Regions from separate parts of the Homo sapiens genome. Here region 2 is linked to region 1. The links are chromatin loops, found by intact Hi-C in ENCODE. Cell type or tissue: K562. All regions are shown on one strand. Links, peaks and the distances in the headings refer to the core of each region. The heading gives the core; the rest is flanking DNA. Region 1 overlaps FBN3 (fibrillin 3). Region 2 overlaps FBN3 (fibrillin 3).

Evidence for each region. Peaks named below come from ENCODE experiments on the same cell type or tissue, not always from the same donor. Only the 100,000 strongest peaks of a DNase experiment are listed, where the experiment ranks them.
Region 2: it touches region 1 in a loop (4-fold over the local background); 2 of 110 quality-filtered maps call a loop at or near these places.

The regions. Positions count from the first base shown.
Region 1 is chr19:8,078,993-8,094,164 of GRCh38, forward strand. It overlaps FBN3 (fibrillin 3), which reads right to left. Exons shown (of 64, transcript NM_032447.5): 48 at 12,473-12,598; 49 at 11,107-11,259; 50 at 10,902-10,967; 51 at 10,553-10,678; 52 at 9,068-9,187; 53 at 8,833-8,955; 54 at 8,085-8,219; 55 at 7,208-7,333; 56 at 6,371-6,577; 57 at 4,255-4,380; 58 at 2,366-2,488; 59 at 2,011-2,127. Among named protein-coding and RNA genes, the nearest start is that of CCL25, 34 kb to the left of the region's middle. RefSeq lists a silencer at 14,180-14,380. In K562, for the core only: no CTCF peak of the experiment used is centred there; DNase peaks (open chromatin) are centred at 6,555, 7,299 and 11,399; H3K4me3 peaks cover 834 bases.
Region 2 is chr19:8,130,999-8,146,170 of GRCh38, forward strand. It overlaps FBN3 (fibrillin 3), which reads right to left. Exons shown (of 64, transcript NM_032447.5): 4 at 15,129-15,172; 5 at 14,845-14,940; 6 at 13,879-13,974; 7 at 10,942-11,139; 8 at 10,719-10,844; 9 at 7,414-7,566; 10 at 7,143-7,325; 11 at 5,390-5,533; 12 at 5,192-5,311; 13 at 4,963-5,088; 14 at 1,986-2,108; 15 at 556-831; 16 at 237-290. Among named protein-coding and RNA genes, the nearest start is that of FBN3, 11 kb to the right of the region's middle. RefSeq lists enhancers at 10,413-10,914, 12,219-12,763. In K562, for the core only: a CTCF peak has its summit at 15,084; a DNase peak (open chromatin) is centred at 15,093; H3K27me3 peaks cover 2,775 bases.

The DNA of each region.
Region 1 (15,172 bases), core at 4,095-12,094:
CTGGTCTCGAACTCCTGGCCCTAAGCCATCCTCCCAAAGTGCTGGGATTACAGGCATGAGCCACAGTGCCCAGCCAAATGTTCTCTTTTGGTGATACTTGACCTGATCCCTCTCTTAAAACTGAAGCCCTCTCAGGAGGCTGAGGTGGGAGGATCACTTGACACCAGGAGTTTGAGGCTTCAGTGTGCTGTGATCACATTTGTGAATAGCCACTGTACTCCAGCCCGGGCAACAGAGTCATTAAGAGACTCCATCTCTAAGAAACAAAAAACAAAACAAAAAACCCAGATGTGGTGAGCCTGTAGTCCCAAGTACTAGGGAAGCTGAAGTGGGAGAATTGCTTGAGCCCAGGAATTTGAAGTTTCAGTGAGCTGCGATCACATTGCTGTATTCCAGCCTGGGTGATGGAGCAAGACTCCATCTCTAAAACAAACAAACAAACAAACAGACAGACAACATAACCAAAAACAACCACCACCAAACCTCTCCCTACCCTCCAAAACAACCCTGTGGCCCTCTCCTTCTTTCCTGAACTCCTGCTTTTACTTTTTCTTTCTTTCATGACACACATCACCTTTGAACACACTATTCTGTTAATTGTTTGTTTGTTTGTTTGTTTGTTTTCGAGACAGAGTCTTGCTGTGTCTGAGTGCACTGGCACGATCTCGGCTCACTGCAATCTCCACCTCCCAGGTTCAAGTGATTCTCTTGCCTCAGCCTCCCAAGTAGTTGGGATTACAGGCGCCACCACCACACCCGGCTAATTTTTGTATTTTTAGTAGAAACGGGGTTTTGTCATGTTGGCCAGGCTGGTCTCGAATTCCTGGCCTCAAGTGATCTGCCAGCCTCAGCCTCCCAAAGTGATGGGATTACAGGCATGAGCTACCACACCCAACCACACCATTCTGTTAATTTCTTGTTATGTCTGCCTCTAGTCTTGATTCTGTGCTAGAAGGAAAGTTCCATGATGGAAGATCCCTGCCTTTTATGTTTGTTGCTGTACCCCCAGGGTCTATAACAGGGCCCGACAAACCATTTCTGTTTCTGTAACAGGCTCTGTCCCAAGACTCTTCTCTGCCAATATAGTGCAAAAGCAGCCACAGGTGATTGTAAGCAAGCGGGCTTGGCTGTGTGTCAATCAAACTTTATTAACAAAAGCAAGCAGGGGGCCGGGCTTGGCTGGCAGCCTGGAGTTTGCCACCCTTTGGTCTAGAGCACTGCCTGGTACACAGTAGGTGCTGTCTGGGCAGATTAGTGGGCGCGTGAAAGGGGCCACCCTTGACTAGGCTCTGCCTTTGGGGAAGATTGTGTTCCCTGGGGGCCACGAGACACTAAGAAACAATGATGGTAGCAGATGCCCTTGTGGCTTTAGCTGTTGAACTGATTTCCTCCTGGGACTATGTGAGACCTGGGATTTCAGGAGCGCTCTGGGGAGGCTCTGGGAGGGAGATCCAGCAGGGACTTGTCAGGGGGAAGGCAAGATGCCATAAGCCAAGGCGAGAGGGCCTCTCTCCTCCCAAAGGAGAGGAAGGAGGTTCTAGATGCCTCCAGGAAGCGAGCACTAAGGAAGTAACGACTTTGTTCTGATCACCCCCATGTCCCCAATGTCCAATACACACCGGGTGCTTGATACTATTTTTTTTGAGACAGAGTTTCGCTCTTGTTGCCCAGGCTGGAGTGCAGTGGCATGATCTCAGCTCACTGCAACCTCTGCCTCCCGAGTTCAAGCGATTCTCCTGCCTCAGCTTCTCGGAGTTGCTGGGATTACAGGCACCTGCCACCATGCCAGGCTAATTTTTTTGTATTTTTAGTAGAGACGGGTTTTCACCATGTTGGCCAGGCTGGTCTTGAACTCCTGACCTCAGATGATCCACCCGCTTCAGCTTTCCAAAGTGCTGGGATTACAGGCGTGAGCCATTGCGCCTGGCCAACTTGATATTTTTTTGGTGAGCAAAATAACTAATGCTGGGGTCATGGGTCACCTCCCGGTGAGGGGCAAGGGTCACTCACCGAAGCAGGCCTGGTGGTGCTGGGTGAAGCCGGGCGGACAGCGGCAGGTGAAGGCGCCCACAGTGTTGACACAGAGGAACTGACAGTTGTGCTGCCGGGAGGTGCATTCGTCCAGGTCTGCAGCACGGATGGTCCAGCAGGCTCAGGGCAGGGCCCAGTGGGGGATTAGGGGCTTCCCAGGGGCTGCCCTTGCCACCTCCAGGCAGAGGGGTGACAAGAGAAAGACCTCGGAGATGGTGCTTGACTCCATGCAGATGGGAGGGGGTGAGATTGCAGGGGACATGTCTTGGGCATCCCTTTGGGGCCCTAGACTGCATGCAGTGGTGGGAGTGGGGGAGAGTTGAAAGGACATCACCTTTGCAGGTCCTGCCATCCTCCTCCAGCAGGTAGCCTCGGGGACAGCTGCACAGGAAACTGCCCTTCGTGTTTTTGCAGAGGAAGGTACATGGCTTGGGGACCTGGCTGCACTCATCCATATCTGGGGAAGGACAGCGTGGGTAGTGGGGCGGGGTTAGACAGACATTCCCTGGGGGTGTTCAGGGACTGAGGTCTCCACCAGACCCCGACCATCTGAAATCTGTGGACTTACACAGGAATGAACACTTCTTTCTGCAAAAAGCCAGGTGGGAAATACATTTGGTTTTGCAGGCCACACCATCTCAGATACAACTACTCCATGTGGCCTTTGTACTAGCAAAGCAGCCATTGAGGGTAAGCAGACAAATGTGCATGGCTGTGTGCTAATAAAACTTTATTGACAAGAACAAATGGAGGGCCAGACTTGACCCTCGGGCTAGAGTTTTCTTCCCGCTGACTTAGATGTACGCTTGCTACAAAACACAACTGAAAAATATCAGGATGTGCAAAATAAAAGGAAGAAATAACAGCAGGAAAGTGGCCCAAACAGGGTGGGGGTGGGAGAACGAAAGGATCCTCCCTCCCTCCCTCCCTCCCTTCCTTGTTTCTCTCTTTCTTTCTTGAGACGGAGTCTCGTTTCATCACCCAGGCTGGAATGCGATGGCGCAATCTCAGCTCACTGCACCCTCCGCCTCCCAGGTTCAAACAATTCTCCTGCCTCAGCCTCCCAAGCAGCTGGGATTACAGGCACATAACACCTGGCTAATTTTTTTTCTTTTTTTCTTTTTTTTAGTAGAGACGGTTTCATGATGTTGGCCAGGCTGGTCTCAAACTCCTGGCCTCAAGTGATCCTTCTGCCTCAGCCTCCCAAAGTGTGCTGGGATTACAGGCGTGAGCCACCTCACTTGGCCTTCCTTCCCTTCCTTCCTCTCCCTTTCTCTCTTTCTCCCTTTCTCTTTCTTTCTTTCTGTTTCTTTCTCTTTCTTTTTGTCTCTCTCTCTTTCTTTTTTCTTTCTTTCTCTTCTTTCTTCTCTTTTTTCTCTTTCTCCCCTTTCTCTTTGTTTCTTTCTCTCTCTCTCTCTTCCTTCCTTCCCTTCCCTTCCTTCCTTCCTTCCTTCCTTCCTTCCTTCCCTTTCTTTCTCTCTTTCTTTCTTGACAGAGTCTCACTCTGTTGTCCAGACTAAACTGCAGTGGCATGATCTCAGCTCACTACAACCTCCACTTCCTGGGTTCAAACGATTCTCCTGCCTCAGCCTCCCGCGTAGCTGGGATTATAGGCATGCACCAGCACGTGCAGCTAATTTTCGTATTTTTAGCAGAGATGGGGTTTCACCATCTTGGCCAGGCTGGTCTTGAAATCCTGGCTTCAAATGATGTGCCCACCTTGGCCTCCCAAAGTGCTGGGATTACAAGCATGAGCTACTATGCCTGGCCTGTTTTTTTTTTTCTTTCTTTCTTTTCTTTTGTTTTTCATTTTTTAAGAGACAGGGTCTCACTCTGTCACCCAGGCTGGACTGCAGTGGCACAATCAGCTCACTGCAGCCTCAGACTCCTGAGCTCAAGCAGCCTCCCAAGTAGCTGGGGCTACAGGCGCATGTGGGACTACAGGCCACCATCCTGGCTAATTTTTTTTAGCGATGGGGTCTTGCTATGTTGCTATGGAACTCCTGGTCTCAAGTGATCCTCCCACCTCGACCTCCCAAAATACTGGGATTACAGTAGCGAGCCATCACACCTGGCCCTCAGTTGTCTGTATGGTTTGGGCACCACTTTGTAAATGAAAGCCTAACATTGCAAAGTGGAAAGTCTCAGGGAAGTTGAGTTCAGGGGCTGCACAGAAGGTGGCCAGGCTGGGCCAAGGGTGCAGGTGCAGAGGGCTGGGCTCACCCAGGCAGGTAGTAGCAGTAGCATCCGGTGTGTACCCGGCCTGACAGTGGCAGCGGAAGGAGCCAAGGCTGTTGATGCACTCCCCATGAGCACACAGGTGAGCAAGCATACGGCATTCATCTACATCTGGGAAAAAGTAGGGTGCAAATGGGGCTGGCTGGCTGCTTCGCGCCTCCACCGAGGAATGTCTCCTTCTCTCTGCCCAGCAGCCGTCTCCTCGGAGGAAAGTCCAGCCTCCCTTCCACACCGGCCACTGCACCCCAGCCCACGTGGACCCCATCCTCAGGCTGCGGATGACACCTGAGCCCGCAGGACACGCCCATGAAGCTTCCAGGGAAGGGGACTCACACCCACCCCTCCCCAGCCTCAACAGCGACACCTCCTCAGTGCACCAACATGCAGAACAGAGACACACAGTGCATGCAACATGATACACTAGCCACACACCTAGATGCTCCTGCAGAAACACGGGAACACACGCCAACACTCAGGGACTCCCGAGTCTCCCCCCAGCCACACCCCCAAAAAGCCATTTCCTCCCCAGTCCTACTATTTTTTCTTTTTTTTTTTTTTTGAGACAGAGTCTCGCTCTGTCGCCCAGGCTGGAGTGCAGTGACACGATCTCTGCTCACTGCAAGCTCCGCCTCCCGGGTTCACGCCATTCTCCTGCCTCAGCCTCCCAAGTAGCTGGGACTACAGGCACCTGCCACCACGCCCGGCTAATTTTTTGTATTTTTAATAGAGACAGGGTTTCACCGTGTCAGCCAGGATGGTCTCAATCTCCTGACCTCGTGATCTGCCCGCCTCAGCCTCCCAAAGTGCTGGGATTACAGGCGTGAGCCACCGCGGCCCTCCCCAGTCCTGTTGATGCCACTGCTGGTCACATGGATAACCCATCTCACTATCAGTGACACACTCAGTGAGACGCACTGATGTCCTTATGCTCGCTCACACGCAGACACTCACATACCTGCCCTTGTACACTCACCCAAGTCCACAACACACAGGCCGCTGGCTCCCTCTCACTGCCTTCTACTTCACAGATGAACATGGTGTATACTTCTCACCCAGCTGACACACACAGACACACACCAGCTCCCACGCAGTCCGGAACGAGCTCTCACTCACAAAGAACACACACTGGGCCGGGCGCGGTGGCTCATGCCTGTAATCCCAGCATTTTGGGAGGCTGAGGTGGGCGGATCACTTGAGGCCAGGAGTTCGAGACCAGCCTGGCCAGCATGGCAAAACCTCATCTTTACTGGCCATGGGAGAGCCAGCCTCTCCCACGGCCCCAAAGAGATCCTTTGGGTCTGTTAAGGCCCTCTTGCTTTTTATTTTTATTTATTTATTTTTTTGGGACAGAGTTTCTCTCTGTTGCCCAGGCTGGAGTGCAATGGCGTGATCTCGTCTCACTGCAAGCTCTGCCTCCCGGATTCAAGGGATTCTCCTGCCTCAGCCTCCCGAGTAACTGGGATTACAGACACACGCCACCAAATCCAGCTAATTTTTTGTATTTTTAGTAGAGATGAGGTTTCACCATGTTGACCAGGGTGGTCTCAAACTCCTGACCTCAGGTGATCCGGCCGCCTCAGCCTCCCAAAGTGCTGGGATTACAAGTGTGAGCCACTGTGCCCGGCCTATTTTTATTGCTTTTGGAGACGAGGTCTTGCTCTATCACCCAGGCTGGAGTGCAGTGGCACTATCTTAGCTCATTGCAGCCTCAAATTCCTGGGCTTAAGCAATCCTCCTTCTTCAGCCTCCCAAAGTGCTGGGATGACAGGTATGCTACTGGGAGGCAGAGGTTGCAGTGAGCTGAGATTGCACCACTGCACTCCAGCCTGGGTGTCAAAGTGAGACTCTGTCTCAGAACACATACACACACATTGGCTCACACAACTGCTCCCTCAACCCCCCGAGTTCTTCCATGCATATGGTGCACACGTACTGGTTCTCATATCTGCTAGCACAAAGACACACACACACACACACACACACACACACACACACAGTGTGGCTCACACATTCCAGCACCTGCTGCAGTACAGACACATGACCCTGAGCAAACTCCCCCGTTTCTTGCCTCCCTGGGGGTCCTGAGGGCATGGGCACCCACCTCGGCCCTCAGCAGTGTAGCCTGAGCCATGGGGGCACAGCTTCCTGTAGGCAGAGGTGCCGGGCAGGGGACAGAGCTCGCAGCGGGGCCCCCAGCCCCGGCCACCCCCACAGCAGCACTCGGCCCTGGTGACAGCCTCACTGCTGCTGGACAGAGACCGGCACATGGTCTGCAGCACCTCGGCAAAGCAGGGCCCCTGCCGGATGTCTGCAGAGAACAATGGGAAAGACAACGGTCACTCCAGGAGGCTGGTTTGGGGGCAAAGACTGAGCTTGCTTTGGGGCAAGCTGTATTTTGGGGGTGTTGGGGACAGGGGTGTCCAGGAGGGAGTTGGATACACAGGACAGATGGCCCTAGTGGGTCACCGGCTGGGGTTAGCTCCCCAGAAGTGGGAGATCTGGGGAAGGTTGGTTCCGGGGTGTGGCGCCAGTAAGTTGGAGGAGGCATGGAGGGAGCGTCCCGCTCTTCCAGTATTTAACAGAAGGGACAGAGGGAAGAGGGGCAGCAGGGGAGCACTGGACATGTGTGTCCGGATTAGCTCAGCAACCCCCTGGGTTGCCCGTCAGTGCCGCAGGCCCCGTCCCTGCCTTGGAGGGCTCCCAGACAGTGGGAGGGACAGGCAGTGGGAGGGACAGGCAGTGGGGGGACAGGCAGTGGGAGGGACAGGCAGTGGGAGGGACAGGCAGTGGGGGGAACAGGCAGTGGAGGGAACAGGCAGTGGGAGGGACAGGGAGTGAAGGGGGCAGGCAGTGGGGGGAACAGGCAGTGGGGGGGGACAGGCAGTGGGTGCCACATGGTAGGTGGTTGCAACCACTGTGCGTGTCCAGCCACACTCACCGTGGCACTCGGTAAGGGTGGGGCTGGGCTGGAATCCCTCATCACAGTCGCACCGGAAGCTGCCCGCGGTGTTGACACAGCGGCCGTTGACACAGAGGTCAGGCTGAGCGTGGCATTCATTGTCATCTGAGATGGGAGGGGTGAGGCAGGTGGGCGGGGAGGCCACAGGCAGCCAGCCTCTCCCACAGCCCCAAAGGGCCCCTTTGGATCTGCCCAGGCCCTCTTGCTTATTTTTATTTTATTTATTTTTATTATTATTATTATTATTATTTTTTGAGACAGAGTCTCGCTCCGTTTCCCAGGCTGGAGTGCAATTGCCTGATCTTGGGTCACTACAACGTCCACCTCCCGGGTTCAAGAAATTCTTCTGCCTCAGCTTCCCAAGTAGCTGGGATTACAGGTGCCCGCCGCCACGCCCAGCTATTTTTTTTTTTTTTTTTGTATTTTTAGTAGAGACGGGGTTTCGCCGTGTTGTCCACCCTGTTCTCAAACTCCTAACCTCAGATGATCCAACCGCCTTGGTCTCCCAAAGTGCTAGGATTACAGGCGTGAGGCACCGTGCCCAGCCTTATTTTCATTTTTATTGTTTTTGGAGATGGGGTCTCACTCTGTCGTCCAGGCTGGAGTGCAGCGGCACTGTCCTCCCACTGCCTGTCACCTCCACTACCTGTCCCTCCCACTGCCTGTCCCCCCCCACTGCCTGTCCCTCCCATTCATTGAAGCCTCAAATTCCTGGGCTCAAGCGATCCTCTCGCCTCAGCCTCCCAAAGTGCTGGGATGACAGGTATGAGTCACCGTGCCCGGTCCAACCCTCTTGCTTTGACCTCTCCCTTCCACAAGGAGTTTCCTGCACCCATGAAGCTCCAGTGCCCCATACCTGTGCAGCCCTCCCCAGAGCCAGGCAGGGGCCGCATGCCTGGGGGACAGACGCACGCGAAGGTACCGATGAGGTTCTTGCACTCCATGCCCCGGGCGTGGCAGTCCTGCTGACCATCTGCACACTCGTCCACATCTTCGGATGACCAGAGACAGATGGTCAGTCAAGGCCAGGCACCCTATGGCTGTGGGGACCTGGATTCCACCCTGCGTCAGCCCTGTGGGACCTGAGTGAGTTCCCTGCAGACCCTGTCAAATGTCTATCCCTCTTAGGAAGGGAGCCCCCAGCTCCTGCCCAGCCCCAGCCTCCAAGAAGCTGAGGGAATCAGGAATTGTCCCCCAAAGCTTGCATCCCCTGCCCATGTCAGGGTCTGTGAGTCTGCTCATGGCCCCTGGAACACTGACCCTGAAACAGCCCCAGAGACACTGAGTCCCAGACCAGGGTCTCCCACGCTTGACACTATGAACATTTGGGATAGGAAAGTTCTTTGCGGTGGGCGGCTGTTCTGTGTGCATTGCAGGATTTTTTTTTTTTTTTTTTTTTTTTTGAGGCGGAGTTTTGCTCTTGTCGCCCAGGCTGGAGTGCAGTGGCATGATCTCGGCTCACTGCAACCTCCGCCTCCCAGGTTCAAGCGATTCTCCTGTCTCTCAGCCTCCCAAGTAGCTGGGATTACAGGCGTGTGCCACCATGCCCAGCTAATTTTGTATTTTTAGTAGAGACAGGGTTTTACCATATTAGTCAGGCCTACCTCGACACATGGCCCCATCCTCCCGCAGGGTGTAGCCGGCTGGACAGGTGCACAGGTAGGAGCCCTCGGTATTGTGGCAGCGGAAGGCACAGAGCAGCGGGTTCAGGGAGCATTCGTCGATGTCTGGGGAGGCCAGTGGAGGTGCCAGCTGGGTAGGGACTGAGGGCGGGACCTCCACTCCCTCCCCCAGGCATCTCCGTCACACGGCCCAGGTCCTGGGCAAGCAGAGTTGTACCCTCGCAGGTCATCATGAGGCCAGGCTCAAAGCCGTCAGCACAGGCACATTCGAAGCCTCCGATGACATTGGTGCATGTCCCTTGCCCACAGGGGTGGCCGACAGAGCACTCGTCTGTGTCTGGGTGGGAGTAAGGGGGTGGTCAGCACCTGCAGAGGGTCCCCCATCCTCAGTAGCATCCCATCTGCCTGCCTGTTGACCACCACAGATCGGAGGGGGCCAGATCGAATGCACCTCTAGTCTGGCTATGGGGCAGGCAAGCGGTATGTGTTTAGTGAATGAATGAGTGAATGTGTGAGCAAGTGGGCAGGTAAAGGAATGCATGAGTGAGCAAGGGAGTGAGTGAATGAGCAAGAAGTGAATGAATGAGCCAGTGAATGAAGGAGTGATTAAACCAGTAACTGAAACTGAGGCAGGAGGGTCATTTGAGCCCAGGAGTTCCAAAAGAGCCTGGGTAACATAGCAAGACTTCATCTCTAAAAAACATATAAATGAGTAAGTGAATGAATGGTTAAATGAATAAGGGAATGAGTGAGTAAAGGGGTGAATGAGTGGGTGAATTACTGAGTGAGTGAATGGAGAAATCAGCAAGGAAGTGAATGAATGAACAAGAGGGCAAATGAGGAAACGAATGAGTGACTGAATAAGTGAGTGAAAGCATGAATGAATGAGCAAAGGAATGAGTGAGTAAATGAATAAATGAGTGATTGAATGGGTGAATGAGCAAGGAGACAAATGAAGGAACAAATGAATGAGTGAACAAACAAGCAAGTGAATGAATGAGGGAGCAAACGAGTGAATGAGTGAATGAGTAAATGAATGAGTGAGTGAATGAATGAGCCAGTGAATAAATGAGGTGTGAATGAATGAGGGAGTGATTGAATGAACAAGTGAATGAATGAACAAGCGAAGGAATGAGTGAGCAAAGGAGTGAATGAGTGAGAGAATTAGCAAGTGAATGAGTGAGGGGGCAAATGAGTGAATGAGTGAATAAGTGAGTAAATGAATAAGTGAGTAAATGAATAAGTGAGTGAATGAGCAAGTGAATGAATGACGTGTGAATGAATGAGGGAGTTAGTGAATTAATAAGTGAATGAATGAACAAGTGAAGGAATGAGTGAGCCAAGGAGTGAATGAGTGAGTGAATTGGTAAGTGAATGAATAAGGGAGTAAATGAGTGAGTGAATGAGTGAATGAATGAGAAAATGAGTAAGTGAGTGAGCAAGTGAATGAATGAGTCAGTAAATGAATAAGTGAATGAGTAAATGAATAAGTGAGTGAGTGAATGAATGAGCAAGAAAATGAGTGAGCAAGTGAATTAATGAGTGAATGAAGCACAGAGGGAGAAAAAGTGAATGGGGGAGAGAGGCAGTGGTTAAGGACAGGATCTCACCCACTGCCTGGGGGTGTCTTCCCTGCCCTGCTCTGCTCCTTCCTGTCCTGGGAGGGGCCTGGGACAGAGCTGGGGAAGGGCTGGCCACTCACCCACACAGTTGATGCCAGTGAAGTCCAGGCTGTAGCCAAAGGGACACTCACAGCGGAAGGATCCATCGGTGTTGACACAGACGCCGTTAGTGCAGACGCCAGGGTTCTCTGCACACTCATTCACGTCTGCGGATGGCAGGCGTTGCAGACATGGCTTCTGTCACCACACAATCGCCAGAGCCCTGGCCACACTCAAGGCCCCAAGGGGACAAAAGCCCAAGCCCCAGGCTGGCAGGGTCCAGGGCCACCCAGGCTCTCAGGGGGAGCCTGAAACTCAGAGACCCAGGCAGTGCGGAGATGGATCTGGGTGGCCCAGAAGGGGCTCTTAGCATGTGGGTGAGGGGCTCACCTTCTCGGGAGTCATCCGGGCCTGGGACTGCCCCGTGGCCAAAGGGGCAGAGCTCCTGAAAGGCAGCTGGACGGAGAGGGGGAGGGGAGTCAGAGTCAGGGCCTAGGTGCAGCCCCCAGGTGTGTGCAGGGAAGGATGAGAGAAGAATGAGAGAGGAAGGTGAGGGCACATCATCCAGGGAGCCTGGACAGGGGTGGGCACTCACCGCTGCCCTCCTGGGGACACAGTTCGCAGGGGTCTCCCCAGCCCTCCCCAGGCCTCTTACTGCAGCAGCAGCGGGTCTTGGTGGTGTTGAAAGCTTTGGGCACCGAGCACTTCCCAGCCTCAAAACGGGTGAAGCAGAAACTCTGCCGTGTGTCTGTGGGGTGGGGGCTCCATTACCCTGATTGAAAGCCGCTGGCAGTGCCCACCTGCCCCTGTGACCTCCCGCACCCCAGTCCTGGTGAATGGGTTGTGCTGATCCTGCCAGTGGCCAATCAGAACATGCCATGCCCCTGGTCATGGTGATTGGTTTGAGTATGGACATGTGACCTACTCTGGGCCAATGAGGATCTGCCCTGGGTTTTTAGTTGTTGTTGTTGGTGGTGGTGGTGGTTTTTTTTTTTTTTCAGATGGAGTCTTCCTCTGTTGACCAGGCTGGAGTGCAGTGGCACGATCTCAGCTCACTGCAACCTCTACCTCCCAGGTTCGAGTGATTCTCCTGCCTCAGCCTCCCAAGTAGCTGGGATTACAGGCATGTGCCACCACACCCGGCTAATTTTTGTATTTTTAGTAGAGACGGGGTTTCACCACATTGGCTAGGCTGGTCTCAAACTCCTGACCTCAGGTGATCAGCCTGCCTCAGCCTCCCAAAGTGCTGGTATTACAGTCATGAGCCACCGCCCCTGGCCTGCCCTGGGGTTTTGAGGGGACAGCTGGAATCCCACCCCACTTCATTGCTTTGGGGTGTTCTCATGCCAGGAAGAAAGATCAAACTTGGTGGTTACTCTTGGATCAAAAACCCCTTCCTGGAGAGGCAAAACGACTGATTCCAGAAAGCCCGAGGATCCAAACCCCCAATCCTTGGCTCTGGACACCTATCAAGTCCTCACCAGCAGGCTGGGGTCCCAGCCTCCCAGAACAGCAAATATTCGCTGAGGTGAACTGCATGCTCTGCTCTCACCCTTATTGCCCCTGACCTGTGAGAGAACAGGCTGGCTCAAGCTGGGTGAGGTTAGCCCACAGTAGACAAGGCTAGCCCAGCTGAAACGGAGCCAGCCCAGAGTAGTCTAGGCTAGCTCAAACTGGACAAAACCAGCCCATTGACAGCCTACAGTCATGTGACCAATACAAGGAAAACCTAAATAAGCACACACCTAGCTCAGAATGGACCAGGTTAGCCCTCCATAGACATGACCTCTATAGCCAAGAGGTTGCTGGCACTAGGATAACTCTGCTAATGCAAACAGACACCTCTGCCTGGTCAGAGCTCCCAAAGGGTCACACAAGAAACCACAGCCCTCTTTTCTGGGCAATCTGACCCTTCCCCGCCCCACTTCCCACCCTCTTCCCTAAGCCCTGTGTGGACTTACCAAAGCAACGGTGCCCATTGTCAGAGAGGACAAAGCCAGGTGGGCAGAGGCACTGGAAGCTCCCAGGGCTGTTGGTACAGGTGCCAAAGAGGCAGAGGTTGGGCTCCTCTGAGCACTCGTCGATATCTGGAAGGGCAGGGACATGAGCTGGGTGGGGGGCAAGTAGGACCTCCATCAGTGGGGAGAGGACTCAGCTGTGAGAAGGGACAGATGGAGTGCAGGTCCAGCCAGGGGCTGCAGTGGGGCTGGGGTCCTGAGAGCTCAGTATGAGCTTCAGCACGAGGTGGGCATTGTGTGTGCACGTAGGTCCTTCCCGGAAGGCATCTCCAGAGTAAAGGTCATGGTCAGGAATAGTTCATGATTGGAGACTGAAACTGCACATAGTACAACCTCTATGGAAAACAGTGTGGCGATTCCTTAAAGAACTAAAAGTAAGGCCGGGCGCGGTGGCTCATGCCTGTAATCCCAGCACTTTGGGAGGTGGAGGCGGGTGGATCACCAGGTCAGGAGATTGAGACTATCCTGGCTAACATGGTGAAACCATCTACTAACAATACAAAAAAATTAGCCGGGTGTGGTGGTGGGCGCCTGTAGTCCCAGCTATTCTGGAGGCTGAGGTAGGAGAATGGCATGAACCCGGGAGGCAGAGCTTGCAGTGAGCTGAGCTCATACCACTGCACTTGAGCCTGGGTGACAGAGCGAGACTCTGTCTCAAAAAAAAAAAACCAAAAAACTAAAAGTAGAACTACCATTCAATCCAGCAATCCTACTACTGGGTATCTACCCAAAGGAAAGTAAGTCATTATATGAAAAAGACACACGCACATGCATGTTTATAGCAACACAATTCACAATCGCAAAAATCTGGAGCCATCATATTTATAAATGCCCATCAGCCAACGAGTAGATAAAGAAAATGTGGTATATAATACACCATGGAATACTACTCAGCCACAAAATGGAACGAAATAGGCACAGTGGCTCACACCTGTAATCCCAGCACTTTGGGAGGCCAAGGCTGGTGGATCACTTGAGATCAGGAGCTGGAGACCAGCTTGGCCAACATGGTGAAACCCTGTCTCTACTGAAAATACAGAAATTAGCTGGGCATTGTGGCGGGGCGCACCTGTAATCCCAGCTACCAGGAGGGTGAGGCAGGAGAATCGCTTGAACCCGGGAGGTGGATATTGCAGTGAGCTGAGACTGTGCCACTCCAGTCTGGGTGACAGAGTGAGACTCCACCAAAAAAAAAAAAAAAAAAAAAAAAAAGGAACAAAATAATGTCCTTTGCAGCAACTTGGATGGGGCTGGAGGCCGTTATTCTAAGTGAAGTAACTCAGGAATGGAAAACCAAATATCGTATGTTCTCACTTATAAGTGGGAGCTAATCTATGAGGATGCAAAGGCATAATAATGATATAAAGGACTTTGGGGACCCCCAGGGAAGGATGGGAGGGGGGTGAGGGATAAAAGACTACATACTGGGTACAGTGTATACTACTTAGGTGACAGGTGCACCAAAATCTCAGAAATCACCACTGAAGAACTTATCCATGTAACCAAAAACCACCTGTTCCCCCATAACTATTGAAATTAAAATAAGAAAAAATAGAAAAAAAAAATTTAAACCTTAAAAAAAGAAAATTGCACAAAGCTAACTGAGACTGGATATATTTACCCTACACCGGACAGGGTTAACTCATGTTGTACTAAGCTAGCCCAAATAGAATAGATCAGAATAGGCCGGGCATGGTGACTCATGCCTGCAATCCCAGCACTTTGGTAGGCTGAGGTGGGAGGATCGCTTGAGGTCAGGAGTTTGACACCAGCCTGGCCATCATGGTGAAACCCCGTTTCTACTAAAAATACAAAAATTGGGCCTGGCGCAATGGCTCATGCCTGTAATCCCAGCACTTTGGGAGGCCAAGGCGGGCAGATCACGAGGTCAGGAGATCGAGAGCATCCTGGCTAACATGGTGAAACCCCGTCTCTACTAAAAATACAAAAAAATAGCCGGGCATGGTGGCGGGCGCCTGTAGTCCCAGCTATTTGGGAGGTTGAGGCAGGAGAATGGCGTGAACCTGGGAGGCGGAGCTTGCAGTGAGCCGAGATTGTGCCACTGCACTCCAGCCTGGGGGATAGAGTGAGACTCCGTCTCAAAAAAAATAAACAATTAGCCAGGCATGGTGATGAGTGACTGTAATCCCAGCTACTCAGGAGGCTGAGGCAGGAGAATCTCTTGAACCCGGGAGGTGGCGGTTGCAGTGAGCTGAGAGTGAGACTCCTCTCAAAACAAAACAAACAAAAAACAAACAAACAAACAAAACAAAACAACAACAAAAAAAGGATAGATCAGAAGAGCCCAGGCCAGACTGGTCCACGTTAGCTCAGGTTATACAAGGCTAGCCCAGATGGAAGCCTGGATCAGAGGTATTCAGGCCAGACTGGTTCAGGTTAGCCCAGGCTAGCCCATCTGCTCAAGCCAGACTGGTCCAGGTTAGACCACAGTGAACAAAGCAGCCCATCTGCTCAGCCCAGGCTGGTCCAGGTTAGCCCACACTCTCTGAGGCTAGTCCAAGTGGATAAATGGACCAAAGGAGATTAGGCCAGACTTGTTAGTCCAGACTGCATGAAATCATCTCTATGGGTGATTACACCGGTGAAGCTTAGGCCAGACTGGTCCTTGATCTCCAGTTAGCA
Region 2 (15,172 bases), core at 7,136-15,135, 55 kb after region 1:
GTCCGGGACAGATTCTCCCTCAAAGCCTCCAAGGGAACCAGCCCTGCCCGCACCTTGATCTCCGACCTCTGGCCTGCAGGAGTGTGAGAGAATCAGCTTCTGTTGTTGAAGCCGTCTGGTCTGGGGCACTTTGTTACGGGAACCCCGGGCCAACTCCTACAGCCTCCCACCACAGCTCTCCCCACATCTGGTAGGGGCAGGCTGGCTGCTGTTTGGAGGGGCTGGGCTCCACTTACCTCGACCATCCGTGGTAATGCCAAGCCCACTGCTGCACAGTGCCTGGAACTCAGCTGGGGATGGAGGGACAGAGTGAGACGGGTCAGGGAGCTTAGCCATGGCTCGGATTCAGCCACAGGCAAGGATGAGGCCCTCTGGTCTTGGGCAAGAGTTTGGGACTAAGACACAACTCCAACCCCGGGGAGGGAGCAACTCCCTTCAGCCTCTTTTTGGGAAGAGCCCCCACTCCATGGCAGCCATGACCCCCCACCAGAAGCGAGAACCGATGGAGGCATTCAGACCAAGGAGGCGATGGGGACCGGGCAGCCGGATGCTCACCGGAGTCTTTGGCAGGACAAAGCTGGCAGGGCTCCCCAAAACCGTGGTCCGGATTGGCACAGCAGCACTCGGACTTGGTGACAGTGCCAGGGAAGGGGCGGGCACAGGAGCCCTTCTCGATGGCCCCATAGCAGGTGCTGCGCACGTGGGTGTCCACGCACACGCGGCCATCCGTGCCTACCGCCAGCCCCCCCAGGCACTGGCAGCGGAAGGAGCCCTCGGTGTTGGTACAGTGGCCGTTCACGCAGATGCCGGGCGTCTGGCACTCGTCAATGTCTGCAGAAGCAGTGGCGGCACGGGGATGGGTTCCAGCGTGCTCCCTTCCTCTCTCCCCTCCCCATCTCCCAACATTTCCATCTTCCCAGCCATTCTATTTCTTTCCTTTCCAGTTTCTTGTCTTTCCAGTTTCCTGTTGTCTGTGTCTCTGTCCTCTCCTCCTCTTGTCTCCTTCCTCTTCTCCTCTCCCATTATTCCCCATCTTTCTATCTTTCTCTCCACCTTTAAACAAATTTTTTAAACGCAGGGTCTGACTTCCAGACTGGAGTGCAGTGGCGTGATCATAGCTCACTGCGGCCTCCAACTCCAGGGCTCAAGTGATCCTGCTGCCTCAGCCTCCCGAGTAGGAGGGACTACAGGGGTTCATCTCCATGTTCGGCTAATTTTTAAAAATTTTTTATAGAGACGGAGTCTCATCATGTTGCCCAGGCTGGTCTCAAACTCCTGAGCTCAAGTGATCCTTCTGCCTCAGCCTTCCAAAGTGCTGGGATTACAGGTGCATGCTACCATGCCCAGCTAATTTTTTTTTTAGGTAGAAATGGCGTCTGACTATGTTGCTCAGGCTGGTCTCGAACTCCTGTCCTCAAGTGATCCTCTAACCTCAGCCTCCCAAAGTGCTGGGATCACAGATGAACCTGGCCCCTCCCCACCTTATAATGCATCACTTTTTTTTTCTTCTGAGACGGAGTCTCACTCTTGTCACCCAGGCTGGAGTGCAATGGCGCGATCTCGGCTCACTGCAACCTCTACCTCCCAGGATCAAGTAATTCTCCTGCCTCAGCCTCCCAAGTAGCTGGGATTACAGGTGCCCACCACCATACCTGGCTAATTTTTGTATTTTTAGTAGAGATGGGGTTTCACCATTTTGGCCAGGCTGGTCTTGAACTCCTGACCTCAAATGATCCATCTGCCTCGGCCTCCCAAGGTGCTGGGACTACAGGCGTGAGCCACGGCACCTGCCTCTTCTTTTCTTCCTTTTCTTCTTCTTCGCTTCTCCCCTTTTCCCTCCTCCTCCTCTTTTTCTCCCTGCCCCTTCTCTTCTCCTTCTCTCATGCTCGTCCCATCCCCGTCCGGTCCCTCTCCTCTTCCTCGCCGTCCCTCTGCTTCCCCATCTCCCTTCTCCCCTCCGCTGGCCAGTCTGGCTCCAGGCTCACCCATGCAGTAGTGGCCGCCAGGCGCCAGCAGGAAGCCGGGTTTGCAGAGGCAGGAGAAGCTGCCATCCTCGTTGAGACACACGCCGTTGACGCACATGGTGCTGGTGGCACACTCGTTGTGGTCTGGGGACAACAGCAGAGGCTGGGTCCAGGCAGGGACCACACTGGGACCCTCTCTCTCCCTCCTCCAGGCTCCAGGGCTGACCCCCCAGGATCCCTCCCTGGAGTGTGGGAGGCAAACAAGCTGTGGTTGTCTGTGACTGTGTGAGCTTGTATATTAGTCCGTCCGCTGGGACGTTGAGTTCCCCGGGGCACGACCCCTGTCTTACTCAGGCTGCAATACAGTAGGTGCTGCATAAATAATTGCTCAAAGCTGAATAAACGTGGTGGTTTTTGCACAACATTGGAAATTTATTAAATATCAGTGAATTGTTCATTTTAAAATGTTTAAATATTTTTTAAAAGACAACAATTTTTTTTTTTTTGAGACAGAGTCTCGCTCTGTCGCCCAGGCTGGAGCACAGTGGTGTGATCTCAGCTCCCTGCAACCTCCGCCTCGCGGGTTCAAGCGATTCTCCTGCTTCAGCCTCCTGAGTAGCTGGGATTACAGGCATGTACCACCACGCCCGGCTAATTGTTTTTGTATTTTTAGTAGAGACGGGGTTTCACCATGTTGGCCAGGCTAGTCTTGAACTCCTGACCTCGTGATAAGCCCGCCTCGTCCTCCCAAAGTGCTGGGATTACAGGCGTGAGCCACCGCGCCCAACCTCTTGTTCACTTTTAAATGATTAAATTTAGGTTGTGTGAATCTTACTTCAATTTCATAAAAAGGAAATGGAAATAAAGTTAGTAAGACCATGGTCTAATTTAATGGAAGGTGGCAGGGGCAGAAATGAGTTGTTTTCCAAAATGTCAGTTTTAAACAATAAAGGACTGAACATACATTTAAAAAAAAAAATGTGGCTGGGTGCGGTGGTTCACGCCCGTAATCCCAGCACTTTGGGAGGCCGAGATGGGCAGATCACGAGGTCAGGAGATCGAGACCATCCTGGCTAACATGGTGAAACCCCATCTCTACTAAAAATACAAAAAAAAAAAGAAAAAAAAAATCAGCCGGGCGTGGTGGTGGGTGCCTGTGGTCCCAGTTACTCGGGAGGCTGAGGCAGGGGAATGATGTGAACCCGGGAGGTGGAGGTTGCAGTGAGCCAGGATCACGCCACTGCACTCCAGCCTGGGTGACAGAGTGAGACTCCATCTCAAAATAAATAAATAAATAAAATAAATAAATGCATGAAATGCCACCACAAAAATATGCACATGAGCATTCACAGAAGCATTATGCCTAACAGCAAAAAGTGAAAACGAACCAGTGTCCTACTGAATGGATCGACACACTGTGGTCTATTCATGTAATGGAACATTATTCGGCCATGAAAAAGAATGAAGAAGCCAGGTATGCTGGCTCATGCCTGTAGTCCCAGCTACTCAAGTGGCTGAGGCGGGGACATTGCTTGAGCCCCCCAGGGCCCCTCCCTGGGGTGTGGGAGGCAAAGAAGCTGTGGTTGTCTGTGGCTGTGTTTGCTTGCATATTAGTCTGTCTGCTGGGATATGAGTTAAAGTCCAGCCTAGGCAACACAGTGAGACCCAATCACAAAAAAATAAATACATGGCCGGGCGCAATGGCTCACGCCTGTAATCTCAGCACTTTGGGAGGCCAAGGCGGGCGGATCACCTGAGGTCAGGAGTTCGAGACCAGCCTGGCCAACATGGTGAAACCCCATCTCTACTAAAAATACAAACGTTAGCCGGGCACAGTGGCGCACACCTGTAATCCCAGCTACTCAGGAGGCTGAGGCAGGAGAATCACTTGAACCCGGGCAGCAGAGGTTGCAGTGAGCCAAGATGGCACCACTGCACTCCAGCCTGGGAGATAGAGACTCAAAATGAATAAATGAATAAATATATAAATAAATATAAATATATATATTTTACATATATATATATATATTTTTTGAAACAAGGTCTAGGTCTGTCACCTAGGCTAGAGTGCAGTGATGCAATCACAGCTCACTGCAGCCCCGAACTCCTGGGCTCAAGTGATCCTCCTGCCTCAGCCTCCTGAGTAGCTGGGACTACAGGCACCTGCCACCATGCCAGGCTAATTTTTGGGTTTTCTGTAGAGACAGGGTCTTGCTGTGTTGCTCAGGCTGATCTTGAACTCCTGGCCTCAAGCGATCCTCCTGCCTTCCAAAGTACTGGGATTACAGTTGTGAGCCACCAAGCTTGGCATAAAAAAAAATTTTTTTTTTTTTGAGACTGAGTCTCTCTCTGTCACCCACACTGGAGAGCAGTGGTGTGATCTTGGCTCATTGCAGCCTCCGTCTCCTGGGTTCAGGCAATTCTCCTGCCTCAGCCTCCCGAGTAGCTGGGATTACAGGTGTCTGCCACCACGCCCAGCTAATTTTTTTGTATTTAGTAGAGATGGGGTTTCACCGTGTTGGTCAGGCTGGTCTCGAACTCCTGACCTCGGCCTCCCAAAGTGCTGGGATTACAGGCGTGATCCACTACACTCGGACTTCTTTTTTTTTTTAGGAGATGGAGTCTCGCTCTATCAGCCAGGCTGGAGTGCAGGGGCACGATCACAGCTCACTGCAGCCTCAACCTTTTCAGCTCAAGAGATTCTCCTGCCTCAGCCCCGCAAAGTGCTGGGATTACAGGCATAAGGCACCAAGACTGGCTCCAAAAGGTCCTTTTTTGTGATTCACGGAATAAATTCAGGAAGGAGGAAATGAAGGGGAGAGTCAGGGTGGTCAGGGGATAAGAAGAGTCTCAGGTGGGCTGCTGGGTTCAGAGGTGAGCAGAGGAGACGTCGTAGGGAGGGAGGTGGGTTTGGGGGCACAGTGAAGATTTGAGGTGGCTGTAAAAGGCAGCTAGTGGGGCCCGGAAGCCCCTGCCCACCCGCCCACCCCCAACTCACCCACACAGTTCTTGCCGTCAGGGCTGAGCTCGAAGCCTGCATTGCAGACACACTGGAAGCTGCCCTCTGTGTTGACACAGCGGCCCAGGTGACAAAGGCCACCACTGACAATGCACTCGTCCACATCTGCGGGGAAGGCAGGCGGGCAGTCAAGAGGTGCTCCCCACCCTCCAAGCCTGGGCCAGAACCCCCAACAACATCACCCCTACTCTTGGATGGACAGCCGTACCCACGCATGCCTGCCTGGTGGGCGTGGCCTGGAAGCCCGGGTAGCACCGGCAGTGGTAGGTGCCGGGGATGTTGACGCAGTCACCGTGGTGGCAGGGGCTGCTGGTGCATTCGTCTACATCTGAGGGGAGAGGACCCTGAGCCCTAGCACGAGCAGGGCAGTGAGAACCGCCCCCCCTTCCACCTGGCCGCGGCTCACCAATGCACTCGCCGCGCACGTCCTGGGTGTAGCCCACGTTACACTCGCAGCGGTAGCTGGAAGGCGTGGGCAGGCAGCGGCCATTCAGACACAGGTTGGTGAAGTGTCGGCAGATGTCAATGGTCTGGTTCAGGGTAGCAGTGCCTACGGGTGGGGCCGGCAGAGGCATCTGAGCAGTGGCTGGCCCCGCCCCAGTCTGGAGCCTGGGCTTCACCTCTCTAGGCCCAGATACCCCCTCTAAGGCTGGGACCCTGCCCTGGCTCAGATCCTGCCCTCTTTCTCATGGAGAGTCCTGCCTTAGATTCAGAACTCCAACCTGGGATCTAGATCCCTCCAACCTGGGACCTAGATCCCTCCAACCTGGGCCTGGATCCCTCCAACCTGGGGCCTGGATCCCTCCAACCTGGGCCTGGATCCCTCCAACCTGGGGTCTAGATACCTCCAACCTGGGGCCTGGATCCCTCCAACCTGGGACCTGGATCCCTCCAACCTGGGCCTGGATCCCTCCAACCTGGGGCCTGGATCCCTCCAACCTGGGCCTGGATCCCTCCAACCTGGGGTCTAGATACCTCCAACCTGGGGCCTGGATCCCTCCAACCTGGGGCCTGGATCCCTCCAACCTGAAGCCTAGATCCCTCCAAACTGGCACCTCGATCCCTTCAACCTGGGACCTGGATCCCTCCAACCTGGGGCCTAGATCTCTCCAACCTGGTGCCTAGATCCCTCCAACCTGGAACCCAGATTCCTCCAACCTGGTGCCTAGATCCCTCCAACCTGGAACCCAGATTCCTCCAACCTGGGGTCTAGATCCCTCCAACCTGGGGCCTAGATATCTCCAACCTGGGGCTTAGATCCCACCAACCTGAAGCCTAGATCCCTCCAACCTGGGACCTGGATCCCTCCAACCTGGGCCCTAGATCCCTCCAACCTGGGGCCTTAGATCCCTCCAACCTGGGGCCTTAGATCCCTCCAACCTGGAGCCTAGATCCCTCCAACCTGGAGCCTAGATCCCTCCAACCTGGGGCCTAGATCCCTCCAAAATGGAGCCTTAGATCCCTTCAATCTGGAGCCTAGATCCCTCTAACCTGGTCCCAGAGATGCCCAGACTCCCACTCTGGGCCCAAATCCTCATTATGGGGCAAGAACCCACCCCAGGCCTAAATCCTACATGACAGACCCCCACACCAGGCCCAAACTCCCCACCCAAAGCCCGAACTCTGACTTATTTATTTATTTATTTATTTATTTATTTATTTTTAGAGACAGGGTCTCACTCTGTCACCCAGGTTGGAGGGCAGTGACACAATCACAGCTCACTGCAGCTTCCAACTCCTGGGCTCCAGCAATCCTCCTGCCTCTTCCTCCTGAGTGGCAGGGACTACTGGTGGGCATCACCACACCTAGCTAATTTTCAATTTGCTGTAGAGACAGGGTCTTGCTATGTCACCCAGGCTGGTCTCGAACTCCTGGCCTCAAGTGATCCTTCCACCTCGGCCTCCCAAAGTACTGGGATTATAGGCATGAGTCGCTGTGTCCAGCCCAAAACCTAACTCTGAGGACCAGATTCTCCAGTTACCTCCATCCCCATCCACTACTAGCACTGTCATCCCTACTAGCCAGGCCAGGAGTTCCCCCTCCAAAGCCCTAACCCTCTCTCTGAGGCCTGGACACCGTCCCCTGTTTGGAGCTCTCTCCCCAGATCCAGGACCATCCTTCAAGTCTTGGAATGTTCCTCCCAAGCCCCAGGCCTCACCAATATTAGAGTTGCCAGGGCCCAGGCTGGGGATCCCACGCGCATCAGAGCCATGGGGGTTGAGTCGCGCTGGCCCAAGAGGGGGACCCATGCCATTGGATCCGAAGCCCAGGAGGCCAGGGAAGAGGCCAGGGTGGCCGGGTAGCAGCGGCAGCCGCTGGGCGCACAGTTGCTGGAATTCATCTGCAAGGAAGCAGGGTTGAGGCCAGGCCCTTGGCCCTCCCCTGTCCCCTCCTCACCCACAGCCCTGCAGGCTGCAGCTCTTACTCACTGGAGCCCCGAGGAGGACACAGCTCAGGGACCGGGCCAGCTGCCCAGCACCTGCCCCTGTCACAGCAGCACTGCCTGCGAGTGTAGTGGCCGGCGAGGTCTCCAGCACAGCGGCCCCCGAAAAGCACTGAGAAGCAGGCGCCGGCCCGGTAGTCTGCAAAAGATCAGAGGGTGAGCCCATGAGCACAGGACATCAGTGACCAGACCTGGATCCAAATTCCAGCTGTAGCAGCACTGCCTGTAGGACGGGTCTGTTTGCCGCTCTGTGCCTCAGTTTCCTCTCCATAAAATGGGGATGCTTGGAGCATCCACCTCACCCGGGAAAAGTATTACCTGGATGAAAAGTCTGACATAGTCCAGATGCAGTAGCTCACACCTGTAATCCCAGCACTTTGGGAGGCTGGGGCGGGAGGATCTCTTAAGGTCAGGAGTGCAAGACCAGCCTGACCAACATGGCGAAACCTCATGTCTACTAAAAATACAAAAATTAGCCAAGGGTGGTGGCAGGCACTTGTAATCACAGCTACTTGGGAGGCTGAGGCAGGAGAATCACTAATTGCTTGAACCCAGGAGACAAAGATTGCAGTGAGCTGAGATCATGCCACTGCACTCCGGCCTGGGCAACAGAGCGAGACTCCGTCTCAAAAAAAATAAAGGGCCGGGCGCAGTGGCTCACGCCTGTAATCTCAGCACTTTGGGAGGCTGAGGCGGGTAGATCATGAGGTCAGGAGTTCAAGAAGAGCCTGGCCAACATGACGAAACCCAGTCTCTACTAAAAATACAAAAATTAGCCGGGTGCGGTGGCGCACACCTGTAATCCCAGCTACTTGGGAGGCTGAGGCAGGAGAATCACTTCAACCTGGGAGGCAGAGGTTGTAGTGAGCCAAGATTGTGCCACTGCACTCCAGCCTGGGCCACAGACCAAGATTCCGCCTCAAAAATAAATAAATAAATAAATAGAAAAGTTTGACATATGGCCAATGCTCGCTCAGTGCCATCTCTTGTTACCAAGATTCCAAGTTATCGCACAGAGGTAGTGAGCTCCCCGTCGCTGCAGGCATCCAACCACACTAAGGAAGACCCATTGGCGGGGAAGGACTACCCCAGTGGGATACCAGGCAGGGACACGGAGATCTGCAGCTGTGTGTCTTTGCTTGCTGGCTTCAGGCATTATGCAGAAGCCTACGAGACTGTGAATTTCAGAGAGGGGCCCCAAGGAGTCGAGGGGTGGATTGACGGCTACAGCCCCCGGGGTGACTGAGGCAGACAGGCTCCCCAGGTATGAGAACCACCAACACTCTTCCACTTCCCACTGCGCCCTCAAGGTCAATGGCTTTATGCAGCGATCAGATTTCTCAGGCTCTGGCTTAAAGAGCATATTTTTAGGCTTAAAAATGCACAAACCTTGGCTGGTGGCCCACAGTTTAAAAAACTCCTCCCAGCAGCTGGGAGGGCCACTGAGAGCCACCCCTGACCTGCCCCGAGCTGGGAAAACATGCAAATGTTTCTACCTCCCTGGTCCCCTCCCCTTGCACCTGGGGGCCCCCCAGGTACGTGCGTGGGAGTCAGGGTTTTTCGTTCTCAGCCTTATCATAGCCCCTCAAAGGGGACTGGGCCTGCCCAGACGAGGAGAGATCAACAGACTCCTCCAAAGTCACACAGCTGCAAAAGCAAGAGGAGGACGGGAAACTCGATTTCCCAATCTCAGGGGACCCAACAGGCAACAGTCCCTCAAGCAAGAGAGACAGAATATAAGAATTTCAACAAAAATGCTCAGCCACAGTGGCTCATGCCTGTAATCCCAGCACTTTGGGAGGCTGAGGCGGGTGGATCACCTGAGGTCAAGAGTTTGAGACCAGCCTGGCCAACACAGTGAAACCCCGTCTCTACTAAAAATGCAAAAATTAGCCGGGCATGGTGGTGGGTGCCTGTAATCCCAGCTACTGGGGAGGCTGAGGCAGGAGAATCACTTGAACCCCGGAGGCGGAGGTTGCAGTGAGCCGAGATCGTGCCATTGCACTCCAGCCTGGGGGACAGAGTAAGAATGTGTTAAAAGAATTTTAACAAAAATGATCCTGTCATTGCTGTAAGTACATACTGTGAGCTAAGTGGCCACAGCCCCAACATTACCTGGTGTCCATGAATGTGTATTAAGTATCCTCTAGGTACCAGCCCTCTGCAAATTACTCCCCAAATGATATCTTACTCAATCTTCATTGAGCTAGGTACTGCTATTATCTACCATTTTACAGATGGGGAAACTGAGGCACAGAGCGGTTAAGTCACTTGCCCAAGGCCACAGGGTCTGTGAGCAGCTCTGGGTGGGAGCCCCAGACTGATTCCAAAGCCTATGTTCAGAGGCTGGTTTGTCCAATCCAAGGACTGGTCTTTAGCAGCTGAGAGAGGACCCCCCGCAGTCCAGGGGATGTATCCACAGCTACCCCCAATGCCAGCTGTGATGGCCCCCAGTGGTGGAGACCTAGAAAGTCTGGAGTTGGCCAGCCGGGCGCGGTGGCTCACGCCTGTAATCCCAGCACTTTGGGAGGCCGAGGCGGGCGGATCACGAGGTCAGGAGATCGAGACCATCCTGGCTAACACGGTGAAACCCCGTCTCTACTAAAAAAATACAAAAAAATTATCCGGGCGTGGTAGCGGGCGCCTGTAGTCCCAGCTACTCGGGAGGCTGAGGCAGGGGAATGGCGTGAACCCAGGAGGCGGAGCTTGCAGTGAGCCGAGATCGCGCCACTGCACTCCAGCCTGGGCGACAGAGCGAGACTCCGTCTCAAAAAAAAAAAAAAAAAAAAAAATTAGCTAGGCGTGGTGGCGTGCGCCTGTACTCCCAGCTACTTGGGAGGCTGAGGCAGGAGGATCTCTTGAACTGGGAGGCAGAGGTTGCAGTGAGCTGAGATCACACCACTGCACTCCAGCCTGGGTAACAGAGTGAGACTCTGTCTCAAAAAAAAAAAAAAAAAAAAGAGAGAGACAGACAGCTGAACAAGGGGTCTCTCTCCTACCCACTCTCTCCCGCTCCAGCCCCTCGGTTCACTCAGGCAGTGGGTGCCATCCAGGCTGCTGGCAAAACCTTGGGAACAGGTGCACACGTAGCTCCCGACAGTGTTGGTGCAGTCACCCCCAGAACAGAGGCCGGACAGGCTGAGACACTCATTCACATCTACATAAACAGGGACAAGGTCAGAACTGGGCACCTCACCAGCCTGACCCCTCTGCCTTCCTGCAGGGGAGCCTGAGCCCCCCAGGTCATGAGTCACAGAGGAGGTCTCAGGTTGTCCCCCTCCAGTCACCCACCTTCACATGCGGCGCTGCTGTCACTGAGCCGGTGTCCAACTGGACAGCGGCAATGGAAGGAGCCCACCATGTTGACGCAGCTGCCTCCCTGGCACAGGCCTGGCACAGCCTGGCACTCATCCACATCTGCAAGGACAAAGCCCGGCAGGGGAGTGAGAGGCCCATCGGAGGGAAGAACCAAGGCAGCTAAGGCCTCCCACTCAGCCCTGACCCCACTATTCACCTTGGCAGGCCCCCGTGTGGATATTGGGGATGAAGCCGCGGCGGCAGGGGTGTGGCTGTGCAGGGCAAAGTTCACATGGAAGGCCCCAGGCACGGCCCACAGTGGCACAGCAAAGTGCCTTGGTGCACACGAGGCCCGTCAGCTGATGCTGGCACCCCTCGGGGCCTACTTGGCCAAAGCAGGGTCCCGTCCGGTAATCTGCAGGGCAGACAGATGTGGGTACCTGGCTGAGGGCTGCCCCTGTCTGGAGATCTCTGCGTCTCTAACACCTTCTCAGCGGCCCCTGCACCCACAGACCAGGCTTTACTTATGCTGCTCCCTTACTAAATAGAATATCTTTCCTCCCCTTTCCCTACCTAACGAACTCCTATTCACCCTTCAAAACCCTTTTTCTTCAAAGCATTTCCTGACCAACTTCCAAGAGACCAGCACCTCCAAGCCAATAAAGCTCAGGGCCTGTGTGAACACCCTGTCTGAACTGATGGGACTCCTTCCCCAGGCCTATCCTCCCTTCAGGCCTGGGCAGGGACCCACGGATGCCCAGCTAAAAAGCATGTCTAGTCCTTGAGCACACGCCTGGCCCTGCCATATCGCCCAGATTTGGGGAAGGATCTGTTATCTGCCTAAATTCTCTGGACCCCCAACATCACATCCCCAATCCCCATCAGGCCCAGCCCAAGGTGACCGCATTGGTTCCCCCAACCCCAGTACATGAGCCCAGATGTGACTTCTTGGCTCTCTTCTCCCAGATGTTTCCAATAAAGGAGTTAGCTCTCAAACAAGGGCAGCCGCTCCCAAGAGAAGAAGCCAAACTCACCCCCAACTCAGGCCCCGTAAGGAGGAGGGGCTTCACAGAGACCCCCACCCCCCAGCTGTCCTGATGCCCCAAGCCAAAACGTAATTCCTGGCAGCTCCCCCACTCCCCCTCCCCCTCACTCTTCTGCCACCCAGAGCTTGGCCCGCCTCCAACAAGCCCATGTTCTAATTCTGCAGTTTCCAGAAGCCCACCCTCAAACCCAGGTCACTTCCCCAGCCCCTCCAGCTTCTAGTCCCCGGGTCGTGCCCATCCTCACCTTCCTGGGCTGAAACACCACATTAGGCACCCAGATGCCTCTGCATCTGAAAATCTCACAAGCCTGGATGTCCCTGACGCCACCCACTCCGGTTCTCTTTCTCTTTCTCAGCCTCCTGTGGGCTCGGTTTTTTCTGTCCAGGCTTAAATGCCCAGGTGGCTGTCTCTGCTGGCCCTTCCTTCTCTCACGGGGATCCTCAGCGGCACCCTGGGCTTCAGTCCCCATGGATGGGGCAGCCCACGCCGCCATCTCAGCCCCAGGCCTGAGTGTCCAGCTGCTTCCCAGACAACTTGCAAGTCCCTCGGCCAACACTGAGCTCAGAGTCCTCCTCCTCCCTGCCAGGGTGCGCCACTACCTTCCCTCCAGTTTTCACCAGGTCTTGGGTTCATCCTGACTCCCTCCTTCTTCTCTCCCCGTCCCTGCCACACCTCACTGCTCACAAGAAAGACATCACTGTGTCCGTTCTCCTTTTTTCTTTTCTTTTCTTTTTTTTTTTTTTTTTGAGACAGGGTTTCGCTCTGTCTTCCAGGCTGGAGTACAGTGGTGCGATCTTGGCTCACTGCCTCCCAGGTTCAAAAAATTCTCATGCCTCAGCCTTCCAAGTAGCTGGGACTACAGGCACGCGCTACCACACCCAGTTACATTTTTTTGTGTATTTTTAGTAGAGATGGCTTTTGCCATGTTGGCCATGGCTGGTCTCAAACTCCTGGCCTCGAGTGATCTGCCCGCCTCGGCCTCCCAAAATGCTAGAATTGCAGGCATGAGCCACAGTGCCTGGCCTCTTTTCTTTCTTTCTTTCTTTCTTTCTTTTTTTTTTTTAAGAGACAGAGGGTCTGGTTCTGTCACCCAGGCTGGAATGCAGTGGCACCACCACGGCTCACTGCAGCCTTGAACTCCTGGGCTCATGCAATCCTCCCACTTCAGCCTGAGACTACAGATATGCACCACCATGCCAGGCTAATTTTTTACTTTTTTTAGAGAGGGGGGGTGTCTCACTATGCTACCCAGGTTGATCTCAAACTCCTGGTACATCCACCCTCTTAATTTTGGTAACAACCTCTCAGCAGGTGACCCCACCTATCTTAGCCGTCTTAAAAATGGGATCATTTTTAAGAGTTAGGGTGACTGGGTGTGGTGGCTCATTTTGGGAGGCTGAGACAGGCAGATCACTTGAGGCCAGGAGTTCGAGGCCAGCCTGGCCAACATGGCAAAACCTCATCTCTACTAAAATTACAAAAATTAGCTGAGCGTGGGGATGCCTGTAATCCCAGCTACTCGGGAGGCTGAAGCGGGAGGATTGGTTGAACCTGGGAGGCAGAGGTTGCAGTGAGCCGAGATCATATCACTGCACTCTAGCCCGAAAGAGCAAAACTTTGTCTCAAAAAAAAAAGAGAGAATTAGGGTGCAATAAAGAGGGGGTTTGCCCATCTCATGAAGTCCAGTCCACCCTACCAGATCCAGCTGAGGGGTCCCCTCCTCCAGGAAGCCCTCCCTGACTCCCTTCCATGGAGCAGATGGTTTCTCTGTCCTTCACATGCTCCAGGGCTGCCCCAACCCTTGTCTTAGCCTTGACACCCCCAGATAAGAATCTTCTGCTTGCAGTTTCTTCTCCCTGCCCCTCAGACTGGCACATCCTCTCTCTTTCCTACCAGACTCCAACACAGGTGCTCGCTCAGAGCCAGTGAATAGCAGATGTTTTGGAGAACAGATGAGCAAATGAAAGAAATGTCCTCAGACTGCCCCAAATGCGGGAAGGAGGCCAGCTGGTTCCTTTCAAGGCCTGGCCATGTCTCAGGGACTTCCAGGAAACCCCCTTTCCTCCATCGAGTCCCCTGTCTACCTCCCACCCGCGCATGCTTGGTACCTCTCTCACATTGAGGTCCCATGAAGCCATACACACAGGCGCAGCGGTTGGGCCCAATGCAGCGACCCCCATTGTGGCAGCCGCGGTCACAGATGGCTGTGGAGGAGAGAGGGTGATGGCTGGAGGTCCCCCAGCAGCAGAGAGAGCTGGGGTTCACAGCAAGCCTGTCTTCACCCAGGAATCCCCAGGATCTGGCCCAGGTTGAATAAGACTGAGGCTGAGCTGAGTGGCTAGCGCCTGTAATCCGAGCGCTTTGGGAGGCCAAGGCAGGTGGATCACCTGAGGTCAGGGGTTCGAGACCAGCCTGTCCAATATAGTGAAACCCCATCTTTACTAAAAATACAAAAATTAGCCAGGCATGGTGGCCGGCTCTTTTAATCCCAGCTACTCAGGAGGCTGACACAGAAGAATTGTTCAAACCTGGGAGGCGGAGGTTGCAGTGAGCTGAGATGGTGCCACTGCATTCCAGCCTGGGCAACAGAGCAAAACTCCATCTCAAAAAAAAAAAAAAAAAAAAAAAAGGGCCGGGCACGGTAGCTCACGCCTGTAATCCCAGCACTTTGGGAGGCTGAGGCGGGCGGATCACGAGGTCAGGAGATCAAGACCATCCTGGCTAACACAGTGAAACCCCATCTCTACTAAAAATACAAAAAAATTAGTCAGGCAAGGTGGCGGGCACCTGTAGTCCCAGCTACTCGGGAGGCTGAGGCAGGAGAATGGCGTGAACCTGGGAGGCGGAGCTTGCAGTAAGCCGAGATCTTGCCACTGCACTCCAGCCTGAGTGACACAGCGAGACTCTGTCTCAAAAAAAAAAAAAAAAAAAAGAGACTGTGGCAATAAACGTCCCCTGCAATCTCCAGTCCAGGAAGAAGGAACCCTGGGCAGTGGGCAGGTGGCAGCAGAGACTAATACTCTGGGATCACAGTCCCAGGTGTGCAAAGAGGGGAGTCCCATGGGGATACTCACGCTGCCCACACACGGTGCCTGTGTAGCCCTTCTGACACAGACAGGACGCCCCCCGGCAGGTGCCCCCATTCATACAGCTCACACTGCACCCTGACCCTGGGGACAGGAAGGCAGGACGCATAGTAATGTGGAGATGGGCCCCGAGATGCCCTCCTAGGAAGGCTGCAGGACTAGGCATGCTCAGCCCCGCTCCTGTCCTTCAACAAAAGCAGCCCAGGCTCCTCGTGGCAACCAGAACCCTGTGAACTTCTTCTCCCTCCCGCAAGAGGCCGCTTCCCGCTCACCTCGGCTCACCCCGCAGCTGGGAGCCAGCGTCCCATCCGCACAG